Regions from separate parts of the Homo sapiens genome. Here region 2 is linked to region 1. A link is an interaction called in ENCODE POLR2A ChIA-PET data of the cell type or tissue named here. Cell type or tissue: A673. All regions are shown on one strand.

Region 1 (8,000 bases):
GAGAGGGATCGAGGCCCCTTTCCCCTTAGTGATAATTAGCTCTTTAACACACCCTTCCTGTTTTTTCTCTCTGTTGGTCTCTCTTTTGCCTCTCCATTACCTCTGCTTCTTGGTATCACCTGGCATATAAACTACTCGCTGTCAGTTCCTTGTTGCAGTCTCTGCTTTTGGAAGAACCCAAACTAAGATACCATGGTAAACCTTACTAAGGAATGAATGAATGCTGATATTATAGTGAGAAGAGAGAAGACAGTCTTGGACGCGGACAAATGACCACCTGATGTTGGTAAAGACCCTGTTACATTATTAGTCAGTTATAATGAGGGGCCACATTACCCATTTATAATGTATGTCAGGGTGTTGGTTTGACTGACTTAGAAATACTAAGCGTAAGAGTAATGTGGATGTGACTGAGAACAATACCTACCCTCTGTGGGACACTTTCATTTGGTCTTTATTTATATCTTCTCATCATCCACCCTTCACAACCTTCCTGTAACCCAGACATTAATTAATCTCATTTTTAAAGTGAGTAAACAGGTTCACAGGGATGGCTCAAGGCCACATCGTGGCAGAGCAGGACTCTAAGTTTGATCTGTCAGACATCAGATTCCAGACTCTTGTGCCCACATCTCTGCATGAGTCTATTACAACATCCAGTCAGAAGCCCAGTTCTCCAGCTGCTTGACAAGCAACTTATAATGCACACACTTGAAATCAGGGTATGCTGTCTCACAAGGTCTAGGTCAGCCATAGCAGGCCTGTGCAGGGAAGGCATAGTAAATAAGACACGGTCTATTTATTACTCACTGTTAATCAACACTTAAGATAAAACACTGCTTTATTTATTCTCTTTGGCAGCTCAAGTGTGCTCCATGGTGCCTACTGCACGGTGATGTTAATTAGGTCCTCAGTACTGCATCTCTTGTATGCAAGGTTCGTGGTGTCACCAGCTCGTCTCACCTCTCCAGAGGTCTCTGGTTCAGCATTAAGTCTGAGGACAGAAAGAATCTTTGGAAGGCGGGAATCACCACCAGAGTTGCTGAACTAAGTATGAAACTTCACTACCATACAAAAATTAGCTGGGCATGGTGGAGTGCACCTGTAATCCCAGCTACTCAGGAGGCTGAGGCAGAAGAATCGCTTGAACCTGGGAGACAGAGGTTGCAGTGAGCCGAGATCGTGCCACTGCGCTCCAGCCTGGGCGACAGGGCAAGACTCCATCTCAAAAAAAAAAAAAAAAGAAAGAAACTTCACTACCTAGTCCTCATTAGGGTTTAGCAACCTGACATGCATACTGGGGTCAGTGTGAGATCATTTTTAGGGTAGGCAAGTGGGTTGAAGGGGGTGTTCCTAGAGACCCAAAATGGCAGAACTGGAGGAGCCCTTAGTGATCACCTACTTCAACAGATTCCATTTTGTAGATGGGAAAACTGAGGCTTAGAGAGGGAGAGTGACTTTTCTAAAGTTATATAAATGCTGGGAACATATTGCGATTAGATTCCAGGTCTCTCTGCTTCCAGTTAAGACTCCTTCTAATGGATCATTTCTAGGCCTTTGTCCCTGCTCCTGATGTCCTCACTTGTCCCCATCCCCTTCCTATTGTATGGCTACAGAATGGATGCATGCAAAGTACTGCCTCTAGTAGGAACTCAGAGAATGTGAGTTCTTTCTCCCCACTACATTCACTTTCCCTGAAATTCCTCAAAGTAATCCTGTGATTTAGAAACAGCAATAATGCTTAATTCCATTCTGTGGGTGAGGAAGTTGAGGTTCAAAGAGGGGAAATGACAGCAGCTGAATTAGGCTTAAATCCAGGCTCTGGGTTAGTGCTCTTTCAACCAAACCACATGGCCTCCCTAAGGATAAATGAATAAAAGAAAGAATGAATATTTAACTTAGAAAAGAATGAATTAAGGCATGTATGGCAAACAGGCTTAATGTTTGAAAGTCCCCACCCCATGTATTTGCTTTTCAGTAAAGGCAAAGTCTCAAGCTCCGTGGAGCTGCTCTTTAGGCCAGAGCAATGTACAGTCATGCATTGTTTAATGACAGGGATACGTTCTGAGAAATGCATTGTTAGGTGATTTCATCATTGTGTGAACATCATAGAATGTACTTACACAAATCTAGATGGTGTGGCCTGCTATACACCTAGGCTACATGGTACAGCCTATGGCTCCTAGGCTACAAACCCGTCAAGTATGTTATTCTACTGAATGCTGTAGGCAATTATAACACAATGCTTGCATTTGTGTATCTAAAAAAATCTAAACATAGGAAAGGTACAATAAAAATATAGTATTATAATCTTATGGGACCACTGTCATTCAGGTAGTCTATCATTGGCTGAAACATTGTGAGGTGGTGTGTGACTGTATTTCACAGCTGTGTGCCCTTCACTTTTGACCACCACCTGGTATTCGACCTATTTTAGAGCAGGCCCTCAGTGAGTGCTTCTGAAATTGAACAGAAACAAACCCCCTGGAATCATGGAATTTCAGCTCCAGGAGCACTTTGGAGAGGTATTAGGGGTATTAAGGAGAACTACCTCTCACTTCTTCATAACACCACACAAGCAATGTTTTTCAACCTTTAGTCAAGGCTGATCTGAAGAGAGAAAAAAAAAGAGAAAGACAGGAACACAAAGCTGAAATACAGAAAAGACACCTAAACACAAGATCACCTGGAGACAGAGTCTGAAAAGGGGGTTCTTGGTGAGCTCTCCACCCCAGAGGGACTGGCTTGGCTGAATCAGCCAGGATCAGCCTTCACTGGGACTGGGAAAGAGGAGAGGTGGCCCTGACATCGTGCTGAGCACAGTCCCTGGGAGGCTGGGGCAGAGGGGTGATCCATTAATATGGATGAAATGTCAAGAAAGTAGACAGAATTTCAAACAGCAGCTTAACCCAGGACCTCTGACTATGAGTAGATGTAAAAAAATCTGCTTAGATTTGACAATGATCTGTCATCTAATATTCAGTAAAAACATTCACAACTGAACAAACTTATGCATTTTCACACACAAATATAAAGAAGTTATTCATATAAGATGTTCACATAATGGTAGCACACACACACACATACATTCAAATACATCATAGTCAATTTATCTCTTTTACCTGTCGTAGTCTCTCCCCAGCTTTCTCCTTTTTTTTTTTTTTTTGTTTTTGCCCTATGGATACTATTAGCCTAAAGTCTCACAACTTCCTATATGGGCCTATAAGCTAGGTTTGCTCCACTTTATCCAGAAGTTTCAGGGTTGCTTTTATTTGTGAACTTCTGGAGGGAGAGAGAAAAGGAGGGGTGTCAGCATCACCAAAATGTTCTGCTTGGAGCAGGCATCCTCAGTCTCATTTTCGCCACCAGCAGCAGCAGCAACAGCCACAAATTCTCTGTGAATGGCTTCTCTGTCTCTGGCCTTATGCTAAGGCTCTTGGGCCCCATAAATGAGTAAGACTGTTTTTGGCCCTCTCTAAACATCTCAGTCCAAGAAAATGGAAAGTTGAATTGGTAAGAGAGCTGATACACAATAAAAGTGAAATACCAAAGCCATTACCAAGTGTCAAATGAAATGTGTTTAGACAGTGGTTCCCTAGAAGCTCAGGGCCAGTGCACCAGGAAAGACTTCCTGAAGGAGGGGTCTTGTAGAATCAGTAAAAATCAGGGCAGCAGAGAGGAATGGGGAGGTGCCTAGCAAACACAGATGCTTCATTATTTGTGTTGGATAAATTAGTGATGAGACACTTCAGGTTAAAAGCATGGATGAAGTAGGGAACTTCATGAGGTCTCAGAAGAAAGAAAATATTGGAAAATGTTTTTCAAAATACCATACTTTCCCATTTATCTTCTCAGTTGATCCTCACGATTCTCTTTTTCTTTTATTTTCTGCTGAGGATTATGTCAGTTGAAGATTATGTTCCCATACCAAACAGTAAGAAACTGAAACCAGTTGAAGCTCTGGGGTTACTCCATCCAGGACAAGAGACTTACTTAATGTCTAATACAGCCAGGCAGTATCAGAGCTGGGAGCAGAACCCAGTTTCCTAACGGCTACATCTTTAAATCCATTTGACTTGACAATTTGAGTCTGGGAGTTGAGGATAGAATGTGGCTTGGGTTAGAGGAAGAGGAAGACTTTGGGATATTTCCTGGGAAAACTCCCTCTAGTTAGTGACATAGCACCCTCTTTATAACGCAGGAGTGTGGGAGAGGTGGGTTAATAGAAGGAGCTGGGCGTCCTTTGCACCACTCCATCCTAATATCCTGGCAAAGCACCTCGCTTGTTGTTACAATTCTGAGGGTAGCACCAATCCTGCCTGTTAAGACAATCATTTCACAGCAGTTGTTTCAAAGGAAGAGACTCAGGCATACAGGACATATGGGGACATCCAGTTGCAAAGGAGACCGCCTAAAGCAAGACTCAGGGGAATCAGGCAAAATGAGGTCATGCACAGGAACAAACATAAACCAGTAAGCTCCCTGAGGTGGAGGCTTTTTATAACCAGCATTAAATATTTATTGTATTGTCAGTCTTAGGACTGTACACAAAAAGGAGGAGGGGAGAACGAAAAGAACACAAGCATTAGAGTCTGATGACTCCCAGGCTCCTCCACTTACAACAAGCTGCACAACTTTGGTCAGATTCCTTAGTCTCCCTAAGCTTCTGTGTCTTTAGCAGGGAAATGAGGAGAATAATGCCTACTTCATAGGGGTGTTGTGAGGATTGCATCAGATCATGGAAGACAAAGCAATCAGTACAGGGCCTGGAGCCAAGTAAGCACTCAGTCAGGGCAGAACAGCAGTAACAGTAGCAGCTGCAGCGGCAGGAGGAGGAGGAGGAGTAGATTAGTAGTAGCAGCAATATCCACAGTAGTAGTGGTAGCAGCAGCGGTAGTAGCATTAGATTAGCAGTACCAGCAACAGGAGCAGTAATAGTAGTAGGAGCAGCAGCAGCAGTGGAGTAGTAATGGGAATAACAGTAGAAGTAGATTAGTAATAGAAGCAGCAGTAGCAGTAATAGCAACAGCAATGTTTTTACTAGTAGTAATAGCAACAGCAGAAGTAGTAGTTATAACCACACCAGCAACAATTGTTATGATGTTTATTGTTATAGAAAAAAGGATCTAATTGCCTTGGGCTGTGAAAAAGAATTTAGCTTTCAGGAAACTGTTGGAGGATTAAGTAAATCTGTCTCCTTCATCTCTCCATGGACCCTGGGGCCATGAAGATCATCCAGGACCGCTGACTCTAAGTCTAAAGCACTCTACCATACTATGCTGCCTTTAATGCTGAGTTGGAGCTTAATTCTGTAAGTAAAGGAAGCCATAGAGGAAATCTGAGCTGTGGAATGTCTCAGAGAGGTTGAGGCTTTGGGAAGATAAAGCCATAATTAGGATTCAGTTATCAGGGTGAGGTCAGGATAGAATTTTCGATTTGAGATTTTGTTCATTCTTTCTTTTATTCTGCTGTAGTTACTGAGTGCCTCTGACCTGTCTGGAACCATTAGGTTCTATGGGAGGTGTGAAGACAAATAAAACCTGAACTTTGCCCCCAAAGACATTAAATGATAGTGGGGGAGGTGACAATCAGCTGAGTGAAATAATTAATAAACAGGCCTGGCGCAACAGCTCACGCCTGTAATCCCAGCACTTTGGGAAGCCCGGGGTGGGTGGATCACGAGGTCAGGAGATCAGGACAATCCTGGCCAACATGGTGAAACCCTGTCTCTACTAAAAAAATACAAAAATTAACTGGGCGTGTTGGTGCGCGCCTGTAGTCCCAGCTACTCAGGACGCTGAGGCAGGAGAATTGCTTGAACCCAGGAGGCAGAGATTGCAGTGAGCTGAGATCGTGCCACTGTACTCCAGCCTAGTGACAGCAAGACTCCATCTCAAAAAAAAAAAAAAATTGATAAACAGATGAATAAGCAAAGTGTTAGGGCAACCGAGAAAAGAAAGCAATTAATGACAACTGCTAAGACTGGGAGGATATCATGAAGTTGGGACACATGAGCTAAGTCTTGAATGATGAGAAGGATTTTCTTAGTTAAGAGGAACAGAGATGTTGGCTGGAAATTAGAGAGAACAAGCAGGAATAACCAGTGGGATTTGGCAATTGAACAGAAATGGGGCGTGAAAGACACAAAAGTCGGATGATATCCAGGCTCCTGGCTTGGACAGTTAATTTGAAAGAAGTACCATAAAATGGGGTCATGTTTTATGGAGCTCCTGGAAGCTTCTAAGCAGGGAATGGGTTAACAGGAGAGCATCTGGAGACAGGGAGGCCATTCCAGCAATCCAGGTAGGAAATAATGGTGGGAGTGGCTAGGAGGGAAAGCATGGAAAGGATAGAGGGAGGGAAATGCACAACAAACCTGCCAATAGGCATTATTGTCCCATTTTAGAGATGGGGCAAGTAAACTGCTCTAAATGATTTATAAGATGATTAGCAAGCGGTGGAGCTGAAATTAAAATTCAGGTCTATCTGACTCAGAGTCACTCCATAATACTACCTGAAGGCAGACACACCAAAGAGGCAGAAGCAATGGGACGTGGTGGTTGGTCAGCTGTGTGGGGAGAAAGACATAAAGGAGTTAAGGCAAGGGCAGGGCTTCCAACCTGAGCAATTAGATGGAAAAAGAGAATATTAACCAAGGCAGCTGATGCCAGGGAGAGAAGCAGATTTGGACTTAAGATTGACATGGGGTCAGCTAAAAATAGATCCCAGGTCTTTAGGGGAACAAGTAAATTTTAAGCACTAAGGAGTTATAATAGGCATCATTAGGATGACTTTCTGACTTGTTCGGGCTTAGTGTCGAGGTCTGGGGCTGAACCGAGAGACAGAGAGGTGTGGTAGAGTTGTGTTTGTATCCAGGGTCCACATCCTGTCCTAGTTACTTACTGGCTGTGGACCACGGGCATGAGATTAATCACACTAATCTGAATTTCTTCATCTGCAAAGTTGAGAAAATAAGCCCTGACCAGCACACCACCTGAATTTGGTGTATGAAGACAGATATGTGAGTGCCTTGGGGGAGTCCTGAATTTCAGCTGGCAGAGAAGATCTGTATGATTACTTCATAAAGATGATCCCTGAGATGTTGCATGCCAATCAAAGTAACATAAAAAAAGTTTTGTATGTATCCTGGTAAGATTTGTTTGCTATGATTTTGACAAAACATGGTATCTTGTAGAATCTATTTCCCCCTTCTCTTTTTAGTCTAGTTATTTCAGCCTCACATGAGGCTGGGTGAATATCATGTTCAACACTGTCTTCCCATTTGTTCAGAGTCCCAACTTCCAAAGCCTCTTTCCCCTCCCTCAAGGGTTCAGGGTTTTTGGGTGACCTCACTCTCACCATACCCACTATTTATTCATTCCACACTCAGTGAGCACAGACTCTGCTACGTAATCTGTGTTAAGTGCTAAGACTACAGAGATGAATAAAACCTAGGTCCCTGGCTTGACACTGATCCCTCAGTGTGACTGCCTTTCTTCTGGACACTCCTCTCACTCTTGTCCTCTACTCAAGAAGCATTTGTACTTCTGTCTGTACGTCATCTGGGGAGAAGAAAAGCTTTGGCTCTAGAGAAGGGATTTCCAACTCTAGCAAGCAGATGAGAGGCAGAGCAGGGGTGAAGATGGCTTGAGAAAAGAGTTTTTCTCAGTTCCAGGTATTTTATAGATGTTATTATATTCAATTCTCACCATAAATATAGGAAGTAGATATTATTCAGTTCATTTTACAGATGAGGATCCCGAGACTTAAAGAGATTACATTATTTGCCCAAAGCCATACAGCTTAACAGAAGAGCTGGGATTCACACTCAGGTTGGCCTGACTTTAAACTCGGGCTGTTCCTATTACGTTATGTCTCCCCTCTGCTTTGTGGCCCTGATGCCCCTTTGGCTGAGCTCAGCCAAAAGGTACCAGACTTCTTTAGTGCTCAGAAGGCAGGAACTTAGAGGAAGAATTCCGAACAAGAAATGAGGGACATAG
Region 2 (8,000 bases), 260 kb after region 1:
GATTTAATCCCTGTTCCCTTTTTCCTAGAGGCTGAATCCCTACCTAGAAACCTGAGAATTAGACCCTATGGGAAAGTCCAGTATCTACCATTCCAATCATTCATGTCTTAAGTAACTAATAATTTTGTAAACACTGAAGATTTGACTACATTATCTGTGGTTTCTTAAATCATGGCTTCCTTACACCAGAGTCTGAATTTTTTAAGCTCTTTGAGGTTACCAACTGTTGAAGCAGATTTCTACTGGCATATATCCTCTGCTGATGGCCAAGGCATTAGAACCTGTTGGTAATCACCTCTTACTGCCGGGGAAGAGTGGAGGATTATCTGAGCCAAAAAAGGAGACAACTGGATAGCCCCAGTCAGAGATATCTCTGTGAAAAATGTCAGCCTCCCCAATACCCCGCAAAAGTGTTTTCTTACCCTATTATTGATTAGAGGAATAAGAATAAGAATAGAGATAATAGTAGCAAACCTTTCAGGAATGCTTGCCTTGTGCTAGGCTTTATGTACATTTTTCATTTAATCCTCAAAGTAGTCCTGGACGTAGGTACTATTATTATTAGCCTCATTTTAAAGGTGAGGAAACAAGGCATAGGGATGTTGGGTAATTTTCCCAAGGTCACACAGGAGTAAATGGTAGACACAGGATTAAAACCCAGGCCATGTGACTCTAGAGCCCCAGCCATGGACTTCTGCCCCAATTCTGGCTCCCACTGAGTCTGACTCTCTAGCCTCATTGACAGGATTTGTGCTCTTCTGGTCAGGATGGGGAGATGATGAAACATTCATCCTCAAAGGGTCATATACAAGTTCTCCAGGGATGTCCAGATGACCCCTATTGGTCCAGGTGAGATCCTGACAGGCACTATCATCCAAATGTCCCAACAAGCACCCTGGAGTTCATTTATATTTTCATTCTATGTTGTGGTGGGTGGGAATGTACTAGATCCAATCCACAGGATAAAGATGGCTTTCTTTCATTTACTAACACAAATTTCTTTATTTAGTAGCACAAAGGAATACTTATTAATGTCAACCAATATAAAAAAATCCTTTCCCTCCAAGTTTTTATATTATAATGGAAAACTGACTCATATATACAACATACAATACATTTTCTTTTGATAGTTCTTTTCATAGATTCTTTTAATGCTGGCAGGGGATGTATTGGGGTGCAGAATATTAAAACCCCACCTCCCCATCTTTATTATCAGGCACACCTCTATTATCAAGGAAAAGAAATGGCAAGAATAGAGGAAAAAGAGATAATCAGTTAAGGGCGAGGCATTTTTTTGCTAACGTAAGGATGGATAAGAGAAAGATGCACACAGGTGCATGGGACTCTGGATAGTGGCCAAGGGAAGGTTTATCTCAACTGGTAGGTCTAGTAGGTAACTGGAAAAGACCCTACCTCCCACCCTGCTAACATATTTGGCCACATTGCTGGGCCATCAAATGGTCTCCAACCACTAAGCTCTGTTGCTGGCTTTGGGACCCATTCTGGAGAGGCAGCATGTCACGAGAGGTATATGGCAATATGAAAAGTGAAAAGTGCACAGGCTTTTAACTCAGTTTTGGGCTCAATTACTGCTTTATCACCAAGGTACTGTGAAACCTTAGGAAAATCTATGACTCTCAGTTTCAGGTTTTTCAACTGTCAAAGAGATCCTTATAAGGTTTTCATGTCTAACTGAGACAAGGCATGTAAAGTGCCTGGCAGGCACAGTGCCTGTCACACAGTAGGTTGCAAAAACTATGAGTTGCCTTTTTCATTCTTACCTTCTGAGATAATTTCTATTACTCTTTCCTTTCAGGAGGTCACAGGGTAATGACAAGGATGGGTTCCTGGAGCCAGTTCATTTTGGGTGAAGGATTTTCCTCCTCCCTGAAGGCTGGGCAGTATTACTGTAGATATGCCACCCACCATCCCTTCCTGGCAAACAAAGGCAGTCTGCCTTGTTTAAGAAAGCTGGAATCTTACTAAGGTCTGTACTTTTATAAATTGTAGGACTTAAGTTGAGTTTGGGGTTTTATTGTCTGCTTTTAAAATCATGATCAGATATTATATATTTAAAACATGGCTTCAGAATTGTGAAACACAGTGTTCTCAATCATAAAAAAGGATGAACTATGTTATGCCTTTCTGTTTCCATTTCTGGGTTCTCTTTTTGTCTCCTTGCATGAATTTTTCTGTGATGCCCTGCCTTATGTCCTAATTCTTCTGGGACACTAACTGTGAAAATGTAGGCAAGATTCTTAACTCCTTTAAGACTGTCTTATTTGTTCATTCATTTATTTACTATTGAACTATTTGGTGAGCGCTTATAATGTGCCAGAATCTCTGATTAATGCTTGGGATACAGTAGAGAATCAGACAGACAGTTTCCCCCATTTGTGAAACGGGAAAATGAAACGCATATTTTAGGATTTTCAAATGGAGTAAGTGAAATTTTATATATATATGAGAGGAAGAGACAAAGAAGAGGACTAAAATCTATTGAACCCCTTACTTGATCCCCAGTAATGCTAGGTGCTGGATATGCAATTCTGATAATAAACTTGGAAAGTGATTGTTGTTATCCCTATTTTATAGATGTAGCAACTGAGGTTCAGAGAGGGAGGGTGAAGGTCCAAGTCACACATTGGATTCAAACCTGGTATGAAGTCCATATGGTTCTCACTCTGCTATGTTGCCTCCAGTGGTCTTGGAACACTGCTTGTCATCCACTGGGTGTGTTAATTCCCCATCACCAACTCCACATAGAAACTGGGAGGCTGTACTATTCTTGCTGCGTGGATATATATATATATATATTTTTTTTTTTTGAGACGGCATCTCGCTCTGTCACCCAGGCTGGAGTGCAGTGGCCCAATCTCGGCTCACTGCAAGCTCCGCCTCCTGGGTTCATGCCATTCTCCTGCCTCAGCCTCCCGAGTAACTGGGACTACAGGCGCCCGCCACCACGCTTGGCTAATTTTTTTGTATTTTTAGTAGAGACAGGGTTTCACCATGTTAGCCAGGATGGTCTTGATCTCCTGACCTTGTGATCCTACCACCTTGGCCTCCCAAAGTGCTGGGATTACAGGCATGAGCCACACTGTGGATATATTTGATAGCACTAAATGTGGTCTGGGTAGAGTAAGGGGTACTTGAATGGAAAATCCAAATCATGTTCCCTGATTCTTTAGGGACAAGATGTAAAGAAGACTTTATGAAAGGAAAGGGAGGGAGACATACGTTAAGCTCACTAACTCCAAGTCATAGGAAGAACTTTAAGGTCCTCTGGCAGCTAGACTCACCAGCTCAGGAGACAGCTGAGACACAGACTCTTGGCGAGAGGAACACTGTCTTTCCCAAGCCAACCCGTCTCTGCTGCAGTGACATTAAAAGATAAAATGTTCAAAACTCTCTACCCCTCTGACTCTTACCACTTCCTAGGTGGAGGCAGACCTGAACTGCATAAACAACGAGGTATATTTTTCCACTTAAGATGTTCAGTGCCTATCCAAGGAAGAAAGAGTCTGTCAGAAAACATTCACTTAGGGCCTGCACATTTTCAAGAAGCTGAAAGCAGAGTAGGAAGTGAAATCACTATGCTTACATTTGGCAAGAGGACTGCAAAACTGCCCCCAAGCTAAACAATTTGGACCTGTGCACCCTTTTCTCTTCCATCTCTTTGTTTGGATAAGTCACAGCAAGAGCACGTAACAGATTTACCAGCACTATTCATGTGTTTTTAACTTTACGAGCAAAGCCTTCTCTTTGGTATCAAGAAAAGGAAGGGTCGGTCATGCCAGAGAGTGCTTGTTGCCACTGAGAAAACTTGTGAGGGTTACCAGAATGAAAAGACAGACACAAATGAAGAAAGGCAGAGTTTTGCATGCAAAAAGGGGGAAAAAATCTTTTCCTTGGCATAGAAAAATTTCATCCTGAAGGTTCTTTTTTCCCTTTTTTTGGCAATGTGATAAACACCTTAAAATAGAGTTATGAAACAGAAACAGATTCTATAGAATGAGGAAACCAAGACTAGTGACCTCAGAGAACTTATGTATCAAACCTGTCATTCTAGAGATGATAAAACTGAGGCCAGAAGGATGATGATTTCCCCAAAGTCAAAGAGTTTGTCATTGACTGCTATGGTTTGAATGTGCCCCTCAAAGTTCATGGGTTGGAAACTCAATCTCAAGTACAACAGTGTAGAGAGGTGAGACATTTAAGAGGTGATTAGATCATAAGGGTTCTGCCCTCATGAATGAATTAATATCATTATCTCAGGAGTGAGCTCATTATTGCAAGAGTGAGTTTGTTATAAAAACGAGTTTGAGCTGGGCGCAGTGGCACAAGCCTGTAGTCCCAGCTACTTGGAAGTCTGAGACAGAGGATTGAGCCCAGGTTCAAGACCAGCCTGGGCAACATTACAAGACCTTATATCTGAAAAAAAGAAAAAAATTATTTTGTCTCTCTCTCTCATCTGTCTTGCCATGTGATGCCTTCTACCATGCTATGACACAGCAAGAAAGCCCTCACCAGATGTAGCCCCTTAACTTCCCGGCCTCCAGAACCATGAGCCAAATAAGCTTATGTTGTCTATAAATTACCTAGTCTGTGGTATTTTATTATAGCAGCACAAAACTGATTAAGACATGACCAAATCAATAATGAAGCTCAGCTTCTAGTGGGCCTTATCGCTGTCCTCCATTGCTCGGCATTCCCTTGATTACAATGAAAAGCCTTCAGTAAAAGGTAATCTCATTCATCCTCGGGCATTAGCTTACCTAGTCTTAAGTAAACATATCCCAGCATTTTCCAGGTTTAGCATTAGAAGAAGCCTTTTAGCTGAGGAGGGGGGTGGGAGAGGATGAATTAATTCTCTTCTCTAAATCACCTTCCCCTTGGAGTCTATCTATAGTCCTGCTGCCATTTCCATGCTGCCCTCCCCCACCACTACCCTCCATTCCCCCATCCCCATCAAGGGGTTCTGTTAATTCTCTAACACTTGAGCCAAAGAATGAGCCCAACCCATTTTGGGGGTTGCCCTAAGCATAGCTGAGGTAGTCTGAACTTACAAAGAGACTTTACTGAAACAGAGGTAAGAGAAAAGGCAGTAGAATGTAGTGGAGCAATCTGAACTTTGAAATCAGAAAAATCGGGGTTTAAATCTCAGCTCTACTGCCCATTAGCTGTGCAGATCTGACTAAGTCACTTGTCTTGTTAAGTTTTCTCATTTGTTGGATATGGAGACAAAATTAGGGCATTTGATACAATTAAATAAGAGCATAAGGCATCTACCTCAGATCTTTGCACACAGTAGGCACTGGTGTTCATAAAACATAAAAAAAAGTTTGATTTAGAAAGCATGGGTTTATGGTCAATCATTCAAAAAACATTTCCCGAGCCACCTTATCTGTGCCAGACTCTAAATTAAGTGTTGGGACAGAAACAAACAAGAAATGGTCCTTACCCTGCAGGAAATAATTTTTAATGGGTGTTATGGGTTTCACTGTGTCCCTACAAAGATATGTTGCAGTCCTAACCCCCAGAATTTGTTAATGTGACTTTATTTGAAATCAAGGTCTTTGCAGATATAATCAAGTTAACATGAGGTCATTAGGCTGGGCCCTAGTTCAACATGACTTGTGTCTTATAAGATGAGAAAAATACCATATGAAGACAGAGACACATAGGAGGAATGCCATGTGATGATAGAGGCAGAGATTGAAGTAATGCAGCTGCAAGCAAACTAAGGAACACCAAAGGATCAATGGCCACCAACAGACACTAGATAAAGACAAGGAAGGATTCTACCCAGAATCTCAGTGGGAGCATGGCTCTGCAAACACCTTGATTTTGGACTTGTATCAACAACAGTGAGAAAATAAATTCATGTTGTTTTAAGTGACCCAGTTTGTGGCATCCCTAGGAAACCAATAGAATTGGGAGATATGCAAGGGAGCAAATGCAATAATTCCAACAGAATAAATGATGTAACACTTAATGAGTTCCCTGAGCTGTGCCTATTACATTTATTAAATTATGTAATCTTGGTTAAGCCAGGAAATCTTGTGAGCCTCGATATTCATGGAGGTATGTGTAAGTAGAAGTAGTTTGTCCAAGAAAAAGACAGGCAGTCCATGTCTGCCTGAGGAAGCTGGGGAAGGTTTTCTAAAAAGGATAGTTGGAGCTGATACCTCAAGGATGAGTAGAAGCTTAGCAGGTGTGGGAAAGAGCAGAGGGAAAGACACCACTCAGGCTAGAGAGCCTAGTGTAGAAGCAGAAAAGTGTGAACTAGTTTTTAAATTTTTAGAAAACTACAAATATTTAAGCATTGCTGGAGTATGGTGCTGATATTCATCAGCCTTCTAGATCCCTTCTTCACCTTGATGTCCCACAGACACCTCCTATTCAAAATATCCCAAATTGAACCAGACCGCTCTTTCTACCCCCATTCACACTCCATATATGTTCTCCTTTTGCATTCTCTGACTTGGTGAATGGCCCCACTACCTACCCATGTAGCCCAGCTAAAAGTCTCTAAGTGTCCACATGACGAACTCTTGGAAATTGACTTCCTTTTTATATCCAATTTACACAATCATTTTTGAGCTTTACTGTCTCTGGTTCTGATGGCTTCTCACTTGGCACAAGCTCTGAACTCTCCAGCTGTGTCTCTAGGCCATATTCCTTCCAGCTAAGCCTCTCTGCCAGATAATTAATGATCTATAAACAAATGCTTAATTGTACTAGGGGAGCACATATTTAAAGAAACTTTATGATAAAGCAAAGGATCCTTTTCATAACATGAAGAGCATCTCTCTCACAAACTCCCCCAGCCTCAGTTTAACATTTAGCCTGACTTTTCATTTCACATATTAAATCTAAAGCTCTCTTATAGCAGCGCCCCAAAAATAAAAGAAAAAAATCACCTAAGAGACAGATGGTATATCCTAAGGTTTATCCATGTCAGGTACTTCCTGAAATACCTCTCTTCTCTCTAAGTCCAGCCCCTTTGGCCCTCAGACTCAAGACTTTGGCACCTGCTGGGAGGAAGAAAACTTCAGCTCCTGGCAAGAAGGGGAAGGAGATGTGAATTTATTAAGAATGTAATATATGCCTGGCTCTTTTATTTATGTTCTCTCATTTTACTCTTCACAACAACTCCACGGACTGTTGCCACCCATTGATAAACAAAAAAGTTAGGTACCTTACACAAGGTAGTAGGAGCTTATAAAGGGGAATGACTGACATTGAAGGGGTATCTGAATTAAATATAATAACATTATTATCTCTAAGCACACTCTTTCAAGCTGTTTAGGTTATCTAGTCAGCCTCAATGCCTTTTCAAAGCGGGTATAAAGTCATCAGTTAGAGAATATGCCTGGCCATGCTGATTCCTCAAGAGTGGGCCAGGCACATCGACCCTGGTGGTCAAGAAGCCCCATTGGAAACTTTTCTGTTTGTTGCTGCTTTGGGGATCTACCCTTGTGCTGGGAGCCAGGGTTAGGTGCTGTTGGAGGAGGGGCCAATCCAGCCACATAGGCACTTCAGAGAGGAAGCACCTTGGCTGGGATCTGAAATTGAGCCCTCTCTAGGGAGTTTGAAAAGGTGGTTTTTGTGCAATTCTTAATGTCCTGGCTGTTTCAGAAAGAGGAAGCACAGCAACATTTTTAGAACAGTTAGTGGGGTGTGACAAAACCCAGAGACTGTACCCACAGGAACTTTCTCCCTGCTCATTTGTTTCAGAAAACATTTGGTATTCAAGGAGCACCTGCCCCATTCCAGGCCCTATGCTCTCCCACTGGATCTTCAACCTCTTATCTTTGGCAGGCTCCTTCCTATATGCACTTACACATGCCCAAGCCTTTCCCAGCTTCAAAAAGCAACAATGGCCACCTCAAAACCCTCACTCATCCCTGCCTCTCCTTCAATTACTACCTTCTCTCCTCCTCTGGGAAAGCAGAAGTTTTTGGAAGAAAGTGCTATGCATAGTTATTATAAAC

The links. Peaks named below come from ENCODE experiments on the same cell type or tissue, not always from the same donor. Only the 100,000 strongest peaks of a DNase experiment are listed, where the experiment ranks them.
Region 2: POLR2A ChIA-PET joins it to region 1 with 5 read pairs; 2 of 35 experiments call an interaction of 5 or more read pairs at or near these places.

What each region holds. Positions count from the first base shown.
Region 1 is chr1:48,521,699-48,529,698 of GRCh38, forward strand. It overlaps a transcript of AGBL4 not described here. Among named protein-coding and RNA genes, the nearest start is that of SPATA6, 53 kb to the left of the region's middle. RefSeq lists an enhancer at 4,527-5,028. In A673, no CTCF peak of the experiment used is centred here; a DNase peak (open chromatin) is centred at 4,753; H3K27ac peaks cover 1,683 bases.
Region 2 is chr1:48,786,479-48,794,478 of GRCh38, forward strand. All of the region lies in intron 6 of AGBL4 (AGBL carboxypeptidase 4), which reads right to left. Among named protein-coding and RNA genes, the nearest start is that of BEND5, 14 kb to the left of the region's middle. In A673, no CTCF peak of the experiment used is centred here; no DNase peak of the experiment used is centred here.